Regions from separate parts of the Homo sapiens genome. Here regions 2 and 3 are each linked to region 1. Evidence: chromatin contacts called from ENCODE Hi-C or POLR2A ChIA-PET data. All regions are on one chromosome and are shown on one strand. The core of a region is the stretch at or near the end of the contact, and the rest is flanking DNA. Distances in the headings are between cores, read along the strand shown. Region 1 holds the start of C2orf74-DT (C2orf74 divergent transcript). Region 2 has its middle 50 kb from the start of PAPOLG. Region 3 has its middle 40 kb from the start of REL-DT.

The links. Hi-C counts contacts between places; a loop is a spot of excess contacts on that map. ChIA-PET counts read pairs that join two places held with the same protein, here RNA polymerase II (POLR2A). Pooled maps may share reads with other maps.
Region 2: a map of CD4-positive, alpha-beta memory T cell shows a loop between it and region 1 (5-fold over the local background). The contact joins the enhancer-like site here to the promoter of C2orf74-DT in region 1. A Hi-C loop is called at or near these places in 1 of 168 maps with a recorded cell type or tissue (CD4-positive, alpha-beta memory T cell) and 8 of 50 pooled maps. POLR2A ChIA-PET finds 5 or more read pairs at or near these places in 1 of 52 experiments (WTC11).
Region 3: a pooled map shows a loop between it and region 1 (4-fold over the local background). The contact joins the enhancer-like site here to the promoter of C2orf74-DT in region 1. A Hi-C loop is called at or near these places in 2 of 50 pooled maps. POLR2A ChIA-PET finds 5 or more read pairs at or near these places in 3 of 52 experiments (GM12878, Panc1 and WTC11).

The regions. Positions count from the first base shown.
Region 1 is chr2:61,142,708-61,146,976 of GRCh38, forward strand. C2orf74-DT (C2orf74 divergent transcript) reads right to left here and starts at 2,268. Exons shown (of 2, transcript NR_036496.1): 1 at 2,066-2,268; 2 at 1-1,238. It also overlaps a transcript of C2orf74 not described here. RefSeq lists enhancers at 1,481-2,402, 2,097-2,446.
Region 2 is chr2:60,804,569-60,808,837 of GRCh38, forward strand. No RefSeq gene overlaps it. Among named protein-coding and RNA genes, the nearest start is that of PAPOLG, 50 kb to the left of the region's middle. RefSeq lists an enhancer at 2,687-2,786. Within about 2 kb of position 2,568, at least 8 of the 41 ENCODE cell types and tissues checked have a DNase peak (open chromatin) inside an H3K27ac peak, as active enhancers do.
Region 3 is chr2:60,839,226-60,843,494 of GRCh38, forward strand. No RefSeq gene overlaps it. Among named protein-coding and RNA genes, the nearest start is that of REL-DT, 40 kb to the right of the region's middle. RefSeq lists an enhancer at 1,844-2,263. Within about 2 kb of position 1,731, at least 5 of the 41 ENCODE cell types and tissues checked have a DNase peak (open chromatin) inside an H3K27ac peak, as active enhancers do; they include GM12878, where a contact is called at or near this core.

The DNA of each region.
Region 1 (4,269 bases), core at 1,018-3,517:
AGGTGCATGCCACTACGCCCGGCTAAATTTTTGTATTTTAGTAGAGACGGGGTTTCACCATGTTGCCCAGGCTGGTCTCGAACTCCTGAGGTCAGGCAATCTGCCCGCCTTGGTCTTCCAAAGTGCTGGGATTAGAGGCATGAGACACTGTGCCCAGCCAATTTAAACATTTTCTAATTGACAAATGGTTGAGTTCACAATTGTCTGAAGACCTGGGATCAATAGGAAGCACATGTTCAGGTTAAGATAAAAGATTATAATACTTCAAAAGGTTCTTTTGAAGTCTTATAATGGCTACCCTTAGAGATGATAGATGACAAATGTTTCCTATTCAGACCTTTAAAACAATGCTAGACTCTCAGTCTCTTCAGGATTGGGAGGGCCTGGAAGAAAAAGATCTAGCTGTGTTAATAGAGATTCTTTACAGATGCATATTTTCCCCCACAAAGCACAGCTTTGCAGGACCATTTCAAAATATGGCAAAGAAACATGTTTTGGGGTAAAATATTTTGACTTTCTTCTTTGTCACATGTCATGCCAGAGTCAGACTGGAAAGCAAGTCACCATATATAGGGTTAAATAAAACTCATCTGATGAGAATTTATGGTTTGTTGGGCATGACTCCCCAGGCCCCTTAGATAGGAATTTGGGCCAGATTAAAAAAAAAAAAAAAAATCAAAGCTTAGTCCTGAGGCAGCTTCTGAAATGGTGGGAAAAAATGTGAGTTTTGAGGAAACATTTGGTTCAGCCATTGTTCTTAAGAGATACTGACATTTCAACCTACTATAAAGAGGGAAATTTAAAGTATTAAAGTATTAATGAGTTGGTAGGACCCGCTTTTCTTTTTTTTTTTTTTTTTAATTCACTGGCCCCGAAAGAAACTTCTCTGTCAGGCCACAATATAACCAGATACCAGACACACGAGATGTTTTGGAGGGAGGGTGGTGGAGCCAAGATTGCAGCTCCTTATTGAGGAAAACAGTCCTCAGAGATCCAGAGTCATTTCTCCTGTGTTCAGCTTGAAAACCTTGGGCAACTTCTGGAGATTTCAACGTCTCACAGAGTGCGGAAACATGACTGGCGCAGCATCCTTTCCGGAATTGGTGATGTCCTTCCTGTAAGGGTTGATTTTCCATCTCATCAACCAAATCGGGAAAGCCGCAGCATCCTTTTCTCCAAGAATGACAGGTGGTTTATCTCAGGCTTTTCTGTCCCGGCGCCTTTCTCTCCAATGCAGTCTATGGAATATATATATAGAGAGAGAGCGTGAGAGAGAGAGAGACGGAGTCTCGCTCTGTCGCCCAGGCTGAAGTGCAGTAGCGCGATCTTGGCTCACTGCAAGCTCCGCCTCCCGGGTTCACGCCGTTCTCCTGCCTCAGCCTCTCGAGTAGCTGAGACTACAGGCGCCCGCCACCACGCCCAGCTAATTTTTTTGTATTTTTAGGAGAGATGGGGTTTCACCGTGTTAGCCAGGATGGTCTCGATCTGCTGACCTCGTGATCCGCCCGTCTCGGCCTCCCACAGTGCTGGGATTACAGGCATGAACCACCGCGTCCGGCCTGGAATATTTTAAAATATGCAGATTATTAACCCCGACACTTTTGAAAGTCCTTTGTAACCAACTTCCTCCTCAATATAAAATATTAATGTAATTTGGCCGGGTGAGGTGGCTCACGCCTGTAATTCTAGCACTTTGGGAGGCCGAGGCGGGTGGACTGCCTGAGCTCAGGAGTTTGAGACCAGCCTGGGCAACACGGTGAAACTCCGTTTCTACTAAAATACAAAAAATTAGCCGGGTGTGGTGGCGCGCGCCTGTAATCCCAGCTACTCAGGAGGCTGAGGCAGGAGAATTGCTGGAGTCCGGGAGGCGGAGGTGCAGTGAGCCGAGATCGCGCCACTGCACTGCAGCCTGGGGAACAGGGCGAGAATCCGACTCTTTAAAAAAAGAGAAAAAAATTTAAGTAATTTAATTTTTTATTTTTTTCCGCCCCCGCCGTCCCGCCCCTAGCATTAATTTTTAAAACTCGCTTTAGACACCGTTTGGAGGGGGCCAGGTGCTGAATACCTGCTGATGTAATGCAGTGATTTTTTGTTTGAGGGCCACAGGAAGACCCCTTGTGGCTGTTGTACTGGCATTCCCTCTTCATAGCAGGGATGGTGCCTCTGGACATTTTCCGACAGCAGGGATCGTTGGGTGAGGTTAGCAGCGCCAGCCCGGGTTAGCGGAAGCAGCCTTCAGGTCTCCTAGGAGAGCAGGTTTATGAGCATGCGCAGCGGATTTTCCGTTAGGGAAGCCGATGGGGCGCGGCTCCTTGGAGCATGCGCACACAAACTTTCCGCTAGGAATCAAGCGAGCATGCGCACACAGATGTTAGGGTTCGGGCGAGCTATTTGGAGCCTGCGCAGTCAGATCCGAGGACATGTTGACGTCGTCCGAGAGTCTTAAAATCCTGCTCTGGCCGGATTCCAGACTCGTGGGGGAAAGGCTGGTATGTTCGTTTTATAACAGGAGTTTTAGCGTCATCTTTTGTCCTTGGATAAGTTTTTCCAAATATAAATATATTAAATATTCATTTAAAATATCTAAGAATTAACAGGCAGCAGTGCATTAGACAAATGGGCGAAGTACTGGGGTACCAAGTTCACAGAAAAATAGTAGTTAAAAATAGACTTTAAATATATGAAAAGATGCTTAGCTGCATGTTTTTGTGTTTTTTATTTATTTATTTATTTTTTTGAGATGGAGTCCTGTGTTGCCCAAGCTGGAGTGCAGTAATGCAATCTCGGCTCACTGCACCCTCCGCTGCCCGGGTTCAAGTGATTCTCCCACCTCAGCCTCCCGAGTAGCTGGAATTACAGGCAGGTGCCACCACGCCAGGCTAATTTTTATATTTTTAGTAGAGATGGGGTTCACCATGTTGGCCAGGCTGGTCTCGAACTCCTGACCTCAGGTTATCGGCCTGCCTCAGACTCCCAAAGTGCTGGGATTACAGGCGTGAGCCACCGCGCCCGGCCTGTTTTGTATTTTATTTTTTCTGAGACAGGTGGCACGATCACAGCTCACTACAGCCTCCACTTCCCAAGCCCAAGCAATCCTCCCACCTCAGTTTCACCAAGTGCTAGGATTACAGGCCAGCTTCAGTTTTAATAAAAATGCAAATCATCATGATTGGTGAACATTGAAACGTTTGGTAATATACTCAATATAGGAGGGTGTCAGGAAAACAGGTGCAGTGTTACAGTGCTAGTAGGAGCAGAATGCAGCAATCCTTAGTGGTTATCAAAACCACACTGAATAATATTTGCATTTTGATCCAACAATCCCACTTTGGGGAATTTTGCCTCCAAATACACTTGCATACATGTAAAGTAATATGTGTATGAGATTATTGATTGTAATAGCAAAAGGTTGTAAACTACGTGAGTATCCATCAGAAGACTGATATTATAAACTACAGTACATACACACAATGGAACATTATGCAGCTATGAAAAAGAGTGAGGAATCAGTTCCCAACATACTAATGTGGAACCATCTCTAGCATATCTTACTAAGCGAAAAAAGCCCAGGTGCCAAACAGTGTATAAATTATGCTTTTTGTGTAGAAAAGGATAAATGAGAGTCATATGATCCTTATTTCCACATAAATTCTGGCAATATACTCAAGAAACTAATAGTCATGGTTTCTTATGAGATGGAGGGTAGGACTGAGATAGGGTGAGAGACTTCTCAATGTATTCCTCATTATAATATATTGAATTATCTGAATGCTGTTCATTAAAAACAAAAATAACACTACAATAACTTTTTTTAAAAAAGCTAGAAACATATAATATTAAAAAAGGGGCCAGGTGCGGTGGCTCATGCTTGTAATCCCAGCATTTTGGGAGGCCGAGACGGGCAGATCACGAGGTCAGGAGATGGAGACCGTCGTGGCCAATGTGGTGAAACCCCGTCTCTACTAAAAATACAAAAATTAGACTGGCGTGGTGGCGCATGCCTGTGGTCCCAGCTACTCAGGAGGCTGAGGCAGGAGAATTGAATCGCTTGAACCAGGGAGTCGGAGGTTGCAGTGAGCCGAGATGGCGCCACTGCACTCCAGCCTGGCGACAGAGCAAGACTTCGTCTCAAAAAAAAAAACAAAAAACAAAAAAACTGGAGGCTGGGTGTGTGGCTCACACCTCTAATCCCACCACTTTGGAAGACTGAGACAGGAGGATTGCTTGAGCACAGGAGTTTTGAGACCAACCTGGGCAGCATGGTGAAAA
Region 2 (4,269 bases), core at 1,318-3,817, 340 kb before region 1:
CGCACACACACCTGGCCGGGTCGTGACAGCACCCAAGCTCGGCTCCAACTTTGCTCTACCCTGGAGTGGGAGCCGGGAGCAGGGAAAGGCCAAGCAGCGGGAGCAGGCACTTCCGAGCCTGTCGGGGAAGAGGGGCTTCCCAGGTCCCTAAAAGCTAGGGATGCCTGGGTCCGCAGTCGTGACTGGGTGGCTGCAGCTGCACCCAGGAACATCAGGCTCCTGCCCTTCCAATTCAGAAGTGGGCAGGGGTCCCGCCTGTTCCAGGCTCCTGCTGGCTCCATGGCACACGCAGCCCTGGCCGCACCTTCCCTGCTGCAGCCGCTCCAGGTGGGCCACTGCTGCCATCAGTGGCTTGGCTGTGAATGGTCACATAGTCTTTACAAGTAGAGAATAGAGAATATTGAACTAGCCAAAAATTGTAACTATATTCGGAAGAATCGGGGAGGGAGGTAGGACAGGGTGTGAGAGTGAAATCCTCATCTTCAGTGGCAGTGAGTAGTAAATATCTAAGACAAAAATCTAGGATAATATATGCAAGTTATTTAGAAATTTGTAAGTAATCAGTAGGAGAAAAGTCTTAAAATTATGAAAATGTTTGCCTCTAGGGAGCAGATATCAAGAATGAGAAATAGGAAAGTAGATTTTTTTTTTTTTTTTTTTTTTTTTGAGACAGAGTCTCGGTCTGTTGCCCAGGCTGGAGTGCACTGGCACAATCTCAGCTCACTATAACCTCTGTTTCCCAGGTTCAAGTGATTCTCCTGTCTCAGCCTCCTGAGTAGCTGGAATTACAGGCATGTGCCACCATGCCCAACTAATTTTTGTATTTTTAATAGAGACAGAGTTTCGCCATGTTGGCCAGGCTGGTCTCGAACTCCTGACCTCAGGAGATCTGCCCGCCTCGGCCTCCCAAAGTGCCAGGATTACAGACGTGAGCTGCCGCGCCCAGCTGAACTTTTTGACTTTTAAACTAATATATCCACTGTCTAACCAGTAGGGGGTAGGAGAATGTTGCAGACTTTGAAGCCCACAGACCTACGTAGATACCTCAGCTACATCTCTTACCACCTGTGAGACCTTGGACAAATTGCTTAACCTTTGGGTTCAAGGTTACTAATCTGTAAAGTGGAATCTCAACACTTATTTCATATGACAAAAAATGAAGGGTTTAAGAGGCTCTGTAGTTCAATGGCCTAGCCTCAGTTGCCAGCTCTAGCACTTACTTATTGACTATAAGAAATGGTGGAAGTTAATGCCTCAGTCCCTCAGTTTTCTCTTCTGAAAAAGTGGTGACGATCATAACAGACTCTACACCCAAAAAGCTGCTAAATGGATTAAAAGAGGCAATCCAAAAGTTCCTAGTATAAAGTGGAGTTCAAGAGTTTTTTTGTGGCATGATGAGTTACATGAAATAGCATATGTCATACACTATGCATCGTGCTTGACCCACAGTGAGCGTCCCTTCTCCTAAAAATACATCACAAGAATCGGGGAAGAAGGCCAGTGTCTGTCTCTCCAGCCAGACTGAGGAATAGATCTCCACCTCCTGTGCAATAGTGTGAAAATACATGGCCTTTGCCCTGTTACCAAGCCCTTCTCCAAGTATACCTCTCAAAACAGTTTTATTCAGAGAAATGTGTAGAACTCATTGAATTCTTACAAAGTTTCCCTGAAGGCCTGGCTCAGTGGTTCATGCCTGTAATCTCAACACTTTGGGAGGTTAAGGCGAGAGGATCACTTGAAGCCAGGAGTTCAAGACCAGCCTGGGCAACACAGTGAGACTCCTGTCTCTACAAAAGAAAACATCAGCCAAGCATGGTGGTATGTGCCTGTAGTCCCAGCTACTTGGGAGGTTGAGGAAGGAGGTTTGCTTGAGCCCAAGAGTTGAAGGTTACAGTGAGCTATGATTGTGCCACCACATTCCAGCCTAGGCAACTAAGTGAGATCCTGTCTCTGGCAAAAAAAGAAAAGAAAAAAGTTTTTCACTGAGTACTTTAGTTCACTTAAAGATTATAATAGGGCCAGGCATGGTGGCTCATACCTGTAATCCTAGCACTTCGGGAGGCCAAGGCAGATGGATCACTTGATCCCAGGAGTTCAAGGCCAACCCGCGCAACATAGGAAGACCCTGTCTCAACAAATAATTAAAAAATTAGCCGGGCATGGTGTCACATGCCTGTGGTCCCAGCTGCTCGGGAGGCTGAGGGAGGAGAATCATCTGAGCCTGGGAGGTTGAGGCTGCAGTGAGCGGTGATCACACCACTGCATTCCATCCCGGGTGACAGTGAGACCTTGTCTCAAAAAAACAAACAACAAAAGATTATAACATTAAACTGAGATGAAAAAGCTTATCAGGCTCATCTCTGCCAGCCCAGGACTCCCAGAATGCCTGGCAAAGTGCAGCACCAATGTGTAATAGATGTTCTATAGCAGAAACAGCCATCCTAATTTCAGCTCTGACTAGATCTAGAAAATGGGCCACACATGGAGAGATGGCCACAGGAATGATCTAAAGCCACGCCCACACACAGATGCAACTGTATCTCATTACTCCCACCTCTCCTGGGAGTGAGACAAAACTGTCTAACCCAGATCCCAAGTCACTTCCTGCCAGGGCTTCTCAGCAGTTCAAAGAACTTCTATGTGCAGGTTCTTTCCAAATAGATTGGTTTCTTGAAACTCACAAGAAGTCAAACACCAGAAAAGAGGGGATTTCTGAAAGCCACCCACTAGGATGGCAACTGGTACTTGGTAGTTTCAAATATTAAGAAAAGAAAAAAAATTGGCGTTGATTAGGCAGTATCTAATCTCCCTAAGCACAGGAAGTGAAGGCGATTGAGTCTGATTTGCAGGAGGCCCCGAGGTTGCACAAAGCAGTCACTCCCCTAGCATGGCCCACTCACTGCCTGCTGAGAAGCCTGCTTTGCCTGCCTCCAGCTGAGCACACCAGAGGGAAAGCACCATTAAATTCCCTGTGCACTCTTCAACCAATTAGCTGCACCAAGGTCACCAGGTGAAGGGCGTGGGGAAGCAGAGAAGAAAAGATGCTATGGGCTTGACAAGGTTAAATTGATGGGGCCCGTGGGACATGGCTATTCATTCCATAAATGTTTATCGAGCCCCTAGCATCCACCTGGCATTGAGCTAGCTAGGCACCCAGAGCATAAACAAGATTTAAACCTGTCCCTACACTGAAGGACCTCTCAGACTGGTAGAAAGTTAGCTGACAAATATCTAGGTTATGCTGTGCTGTTGGGAGCACTGCAGAGGGACCCCTTAATTCTGCCTTGGTCAGGGATGGTGTTGGGGAACAACAACCCCAGAGCTGAATGTTGTAGGCCAATTAAGAGTTTTCCAGGTGAAAGCTGGGGGAGGTGGAAGGCTGGAAAGGTTCTGGAAATTGGATGTTGTAGTAGGGCTGTGTGAAAGGAGCATTAGTTGCATTTGGGGAAAAGGTATGAGGCTGGAATGTAGACAGAGTCCTGCTTCCCATGGACAAGAGAGGGAGAGGAAAAGACAGAGGCATGGAGATGGTAAGGATAAGGAGGCTCCTGCAGTATGGGGAGAAGAAACTAAAGTAACATAAAGGAATACGTTCCAAACTTTGGAGGTAGAAAGGATGGGGTCGCTGACAAACTGTATTCAGGGAAGAGTGGAGGAGGGTGCCCACCTTCCTTGGACTGGAAGGCTGACTGTATTGTCATTAATCAACTCTGAGATACCAGGGGAGGGCTGCGGGAGAGGGTACCTGAATTTAGATTTGGGGGTGTTGAACTGGAGCTAGCCTCATGGCCATCCACGTGGAGATGTACGGTAGACCATGGGAAGTATTGGTCTGGAGCCCTAGAGAGAGGCCTTGGCTGGATGTCCAGGCTTCACAGCGTGACAGACTCATCTTTATGGATATTTGTTAAGCGGGAATCTCGGTTCCTACCTCCCCAGACCTGCTGCAGGAACTCCGGGCCGCTCTGGGCTTTGCCCTGACAAGCAGGAGGGGTGGCTTACCCGATTGGTCAGCTTGGGGAGGGAACTAAGCATGTGCGGCCACACCCTGTGGCTCCTCCCTTTTACGTTTTTCCCGCCCTGCGCAGTGGCTCTGCTGTGTCTGCGGGTGGCCTTGACTGTGAAGAGCCCGTGCTTGGAGCACACTCAAAGCCGCTGTCTTCAATGAGCTGTATTAGTAATAAGGCAAATGTTTTGGACTCCGTCTGTGTCCTAAACTCACAAGGGAGAAAAGAGAGTGTCGTGTATTGAATCCCACTGGCAGGCTCC
Region 3 (4,269 bases), core at 481-2,980, 300 kb before region 1:
TAAAAAAAGAATTGAGCTAAAATGAAAGTGTCCTGGCAATTTAGGTATCATGAGTTTCATAACTTCACCTTCTTTTCTAAAAAAGGACACACGTGCTTGCTCTAAACTCTAAGAAAGCTGACAGAATCTTTATCCAGGGATGGTGAATGGCAGTAAAATTCTTTTTCACAGATACAGAAATGTCTTTCATGTGTTGATTTCTTACACCTAAATTGTTGTCTTGTGACAGCATTTCTGTGGGGTGCCGAGAAGCTTTGATCTAAGAGTACCCCTTTCTGGTGCTCTAATTCTAATCTGACCGTGGGGGACAGTCGAGAGCAGTGCTTTTCAAGCTCTAATGTGCATCTGAATGACCTGGGGATTCTAAATCAGTCATCTGGGGTGGGGCCTGAGGTCATGCATTTCCAACAAGCTCGAGAGGCTGAAGGCTTAGAGCAGCAGTTCTTAAACCTGAGCATGCATCAGAAACACAGGGGGCCTTGTGAAAATGGGTGGCTGGGCACCACCTCCAGGGTTTTTGATATAGTAGTACTGAGGTAGGCCTCAAGAATTTGCATTTCTTGGCTGGGCATGGTGGCTCATACCTGTAGTCCCAGCACTTTGGGAGGCTGAGGCGGGTGGATGGCTTGAGGCCACGAGTTCCAGATCAGCCTGGCCAACATGGTGAAACCCCACCTCTACTAAAAATACAAAAATCAGCTGGGCATGGTGGCAGGTGCCTGTAATCCCAGCTACTCGGGAGGCTGAGGCAGGAGAATCACTTGAACCCAGGAGATGGAGGCTGCAGTGAGCCGAGATGGAGCTACTGCACTCCAGCCTGGGCAACAGAGTGAGACCCTGTCTCAAAAACAATAAATAAAATAAAGAATTTGCATTTCTTTTTACTCATTCATTTATGAGCAGGGAAGTGGTGGAGTGGGGGCAGTGGGGGGCGGTCTCACTATGTTCCCCAGGCTGGTCTTGAACTCCTGAGCTGAAGAATTCTCCCACCTTAGCCTCCTAAAGCACTGGGATTACAGGCACAAGCCGCCAGGCCTAGCGGAGTTTGCATTTCTTTTCTTTTCTTTTTTTTGAGACGGAGTCTTGCTCTGTCACCCAGGCTGGAGTGCAGTGGCGTGATCTCGGCTCACTGCAAGCTCCGCCTTCCGGGTTCACGCCATTCTCCTGCCTCAGCCTCCCGAGTAGCTGGGACTACAGGTGCCCACCACGCCCAGCTGATTTTTTGTATTTTTAGTAGAGACGGGGTTTCACTGTGTTAGCCAGGATGGTCTCAATCTCCTGACCTCGTGATCCGCCTGCCTCGGCCTCCCAAAGTGCTGGGATTACAGGCGTGAGCCACCGTGCCGGGCCCAGAGTTTACATTTCTAACAAGATCCCGTGTGATACACATTTTAAGAACTGCTGGCTTAGAACATCCCTCATGACTGTGAGTGGTCCCTCACTGGCTTCACATGAAAGTTGATGGTTACAAAATTCAAGATGAAACAACCATGATAGGCCTTCTAAGCAGGTATTTTGTGAGTTTAAATGAAAAGAGATCCACATGCCTTATTTAGATAATGAAGATAAGGATAGCTAACATTTATTAATCTTTTCTCTTTGTAACACACTAAGGGTATAACACACATTATCTCACTTGGCATCTGGCATGGGCAGCAGTGTTGGTGTTTGATGTTTGGCTGAGGAGCCAGACTTGTGTGCGTGCTGGGAGGGGGTGTTTTCGGTGCACTGTTGTGGTCTGCAGAGGTACCTGCATGCCAGGCCAAACTGTCCCTCAGGAAACACCTTTAGATCTAGACTAGCAGACGCTAGAGGCCCGAGTTCTGCTTCACAGAGTCTGCAGGAAATAAATGAAAGAAGTTGAGGGCAGGTGTTAACAATCATCTGTTTCAACCGCAAAAGTACCTGAATATAGAACAGAATTTGTCAAGCCTGGCGCACAGCAGGAGCACCTGGATGCCCGGGACCCATCCACAGAGGGTGTGATTAGATTGGCCTGGAGAGACACCTGGGCACAGGCATTTTTAAGAGCTCCCCAGCCAGGGTTGAGAAACACTGGTACAGGTTTGATTGCAGCAAGATGAATCGGGTTGGCTGAGGAAGGGAAGGGGCAGAGACCAAATTGAACAAAACAAAACATCTATTCCCAGACTGGATCTCTCTTAAGCATTTGCCAAATTGGTTTTGTGCTATCCTTTAGAACAGTGGTCTTCAAATTTAGTATGCATCAGAGTCACCTTGAGGTTTCCTTAAAGCAGATTGCTGGACCTACCCCCAGAGTTTCTAATTTAGCAGGTCTGGGGTGGGCTCAAGAATTTGCATTTCTAACAAGTTCCCAGGTGATGCTGATACTGCTGGTCCCAGAAGCCAGTTTCTTTGCTATTAAGACCTTCATTGCAACATACAGAAGGATGCCTATATTTCTTATTTTCTACTTATTCTCAACTCTTTTTTACTGAAGCAAAAAAATACAAACAAAAGTGAAAACAGGCCGGGCGCGGTGGCTCATGCCTGTAATCCCAGCACTTTGGGAGGTGGATCACCTGAGGTCAGGAGCTTGAGACCAGCCTGGCCAACATGGTGCAACTCCACCTCTACTAAAAATACAAAAAGTAGACGGACATGGTGGCATGTGCCTGTAATCCCAGCTACTCAGGAGGCTGAGGCAGGAGAATTGATTGAACCCAGGACGCAGAGGTTGCAGTGAGCCGAGATGGCACCACTGTACTCCAGCCTGGACGAGAGTGAGATTCCACCTCAAAAAAAAAAAAAAAAAAAAAAAAAAGTGAAAACATGTGAAATCATTCATAATCCGATGATAGCCACAGTAGATGGCTTTTTTTTCCCACATAATACATATGTATGTATACAGATTTTCTTTCAGAAATTATAATGGTCATATGAAGAATGTGTTTGCATCTAGAAAGACATTTGTGCATTATTTCAAGGTCCTTATATAATCTATATAATACACAAAATCTATATAATTTTTGCTATGAGTTTAGAATTATAACAAAGTTTATTTCTTTTGATAATATCTTCAATATTATGTAATAAAAATAACTTTAAAAATCTATATCTAGCTATTTTAACAAATGTTAAAGAGGCCACAGTCTTGTTAAAATGCTATTTAAGTTGAGGTCTAGTGGTATTATTTTGGTAAAACCCCTGATTTGTTAAAATTGTAGTAGGATCTTTTATCAAGCTACATAGCTTGACCCATAAATGTTTTTCATTTATGAAACCAGAATATCTCCACAGAGGAGATCCATAGAAAAAAGAAATCAGAATAAAGTCAGGAGATACTAAAGGGTCTCCACGTTTATAAGCCTTTTCTTAATTGAGAATAGTCGCGAATAGCGAAGACTAAGAGTGGCATGCATTCAGAATTTGTCCCTCACATGTAGGACAAGAGTTAGAAAACCAGCCCACACCACCTGGCAGATGATGGCACAATTGGATGTGGTTGTTTAATTTGTAGGCTAAGAGATTATAGTATTAAAAGGAAGACAGAAAAGAATTTAAACTAGGCCACTACAGTAAAACACAAAAATACAAATGAAGAGACAAAACCTCCACAAAGGACCAGGCAAATAAAAATACCGAAAAGCTGCAACTGTTCTGAATAGTAAGCCTGAAATTAAATTCAGGAATTGCTTAAGGGAGGACGGTCAGGAGCAGCCCCTGAAGGCTGGTGGTAGTCTTCATTCACTACCTCAGGGGAGAAGCCTGTCCTCACTTTCAGAGGTGTGGAGGTGTGGGCCATTCCTGTTGCCTTCCTTCCCTCCCGAAGACAGCCCTGTCCCCCCACCACCTAGAGGCACTTTCAGCAGCACCCAGACACAGTCCTCGATCTTCCCCCTGGGACGGAATGGCACCAACAAAGGAGAGGGCAGTGTTCTCACCCCTGGCTGCACTCCTGAAAACACCTGTCCCGGGCCCCACCCGCAGGCTTCTAATTTAATTGGTCTGGGGTGGGAAACTAAGCAGCAGTTTTGCTTTTTGTTTTTTTTCTGTGTGTGTTTTGTTTTTGAGACAGGGTCTTGCTCCATTGCCCAGGGTTGGGGTGCAGTGGTTCAGTCATGGCTTACTGCAGCCTTAAACTCCTAGGCTCAAGCAATCCTTGTGCCTCAGCCTCCTAAAGTGCTGGGATTACAGGCATGAGCCATCGTGCCCAGCCAGTTTTGTTTTCTAGTTGAAGTAATATATAAATAGCCAAAAAAGTGCACAAGTCATGTGTGCAACTCAGTGAATTATCACAAAGCATAC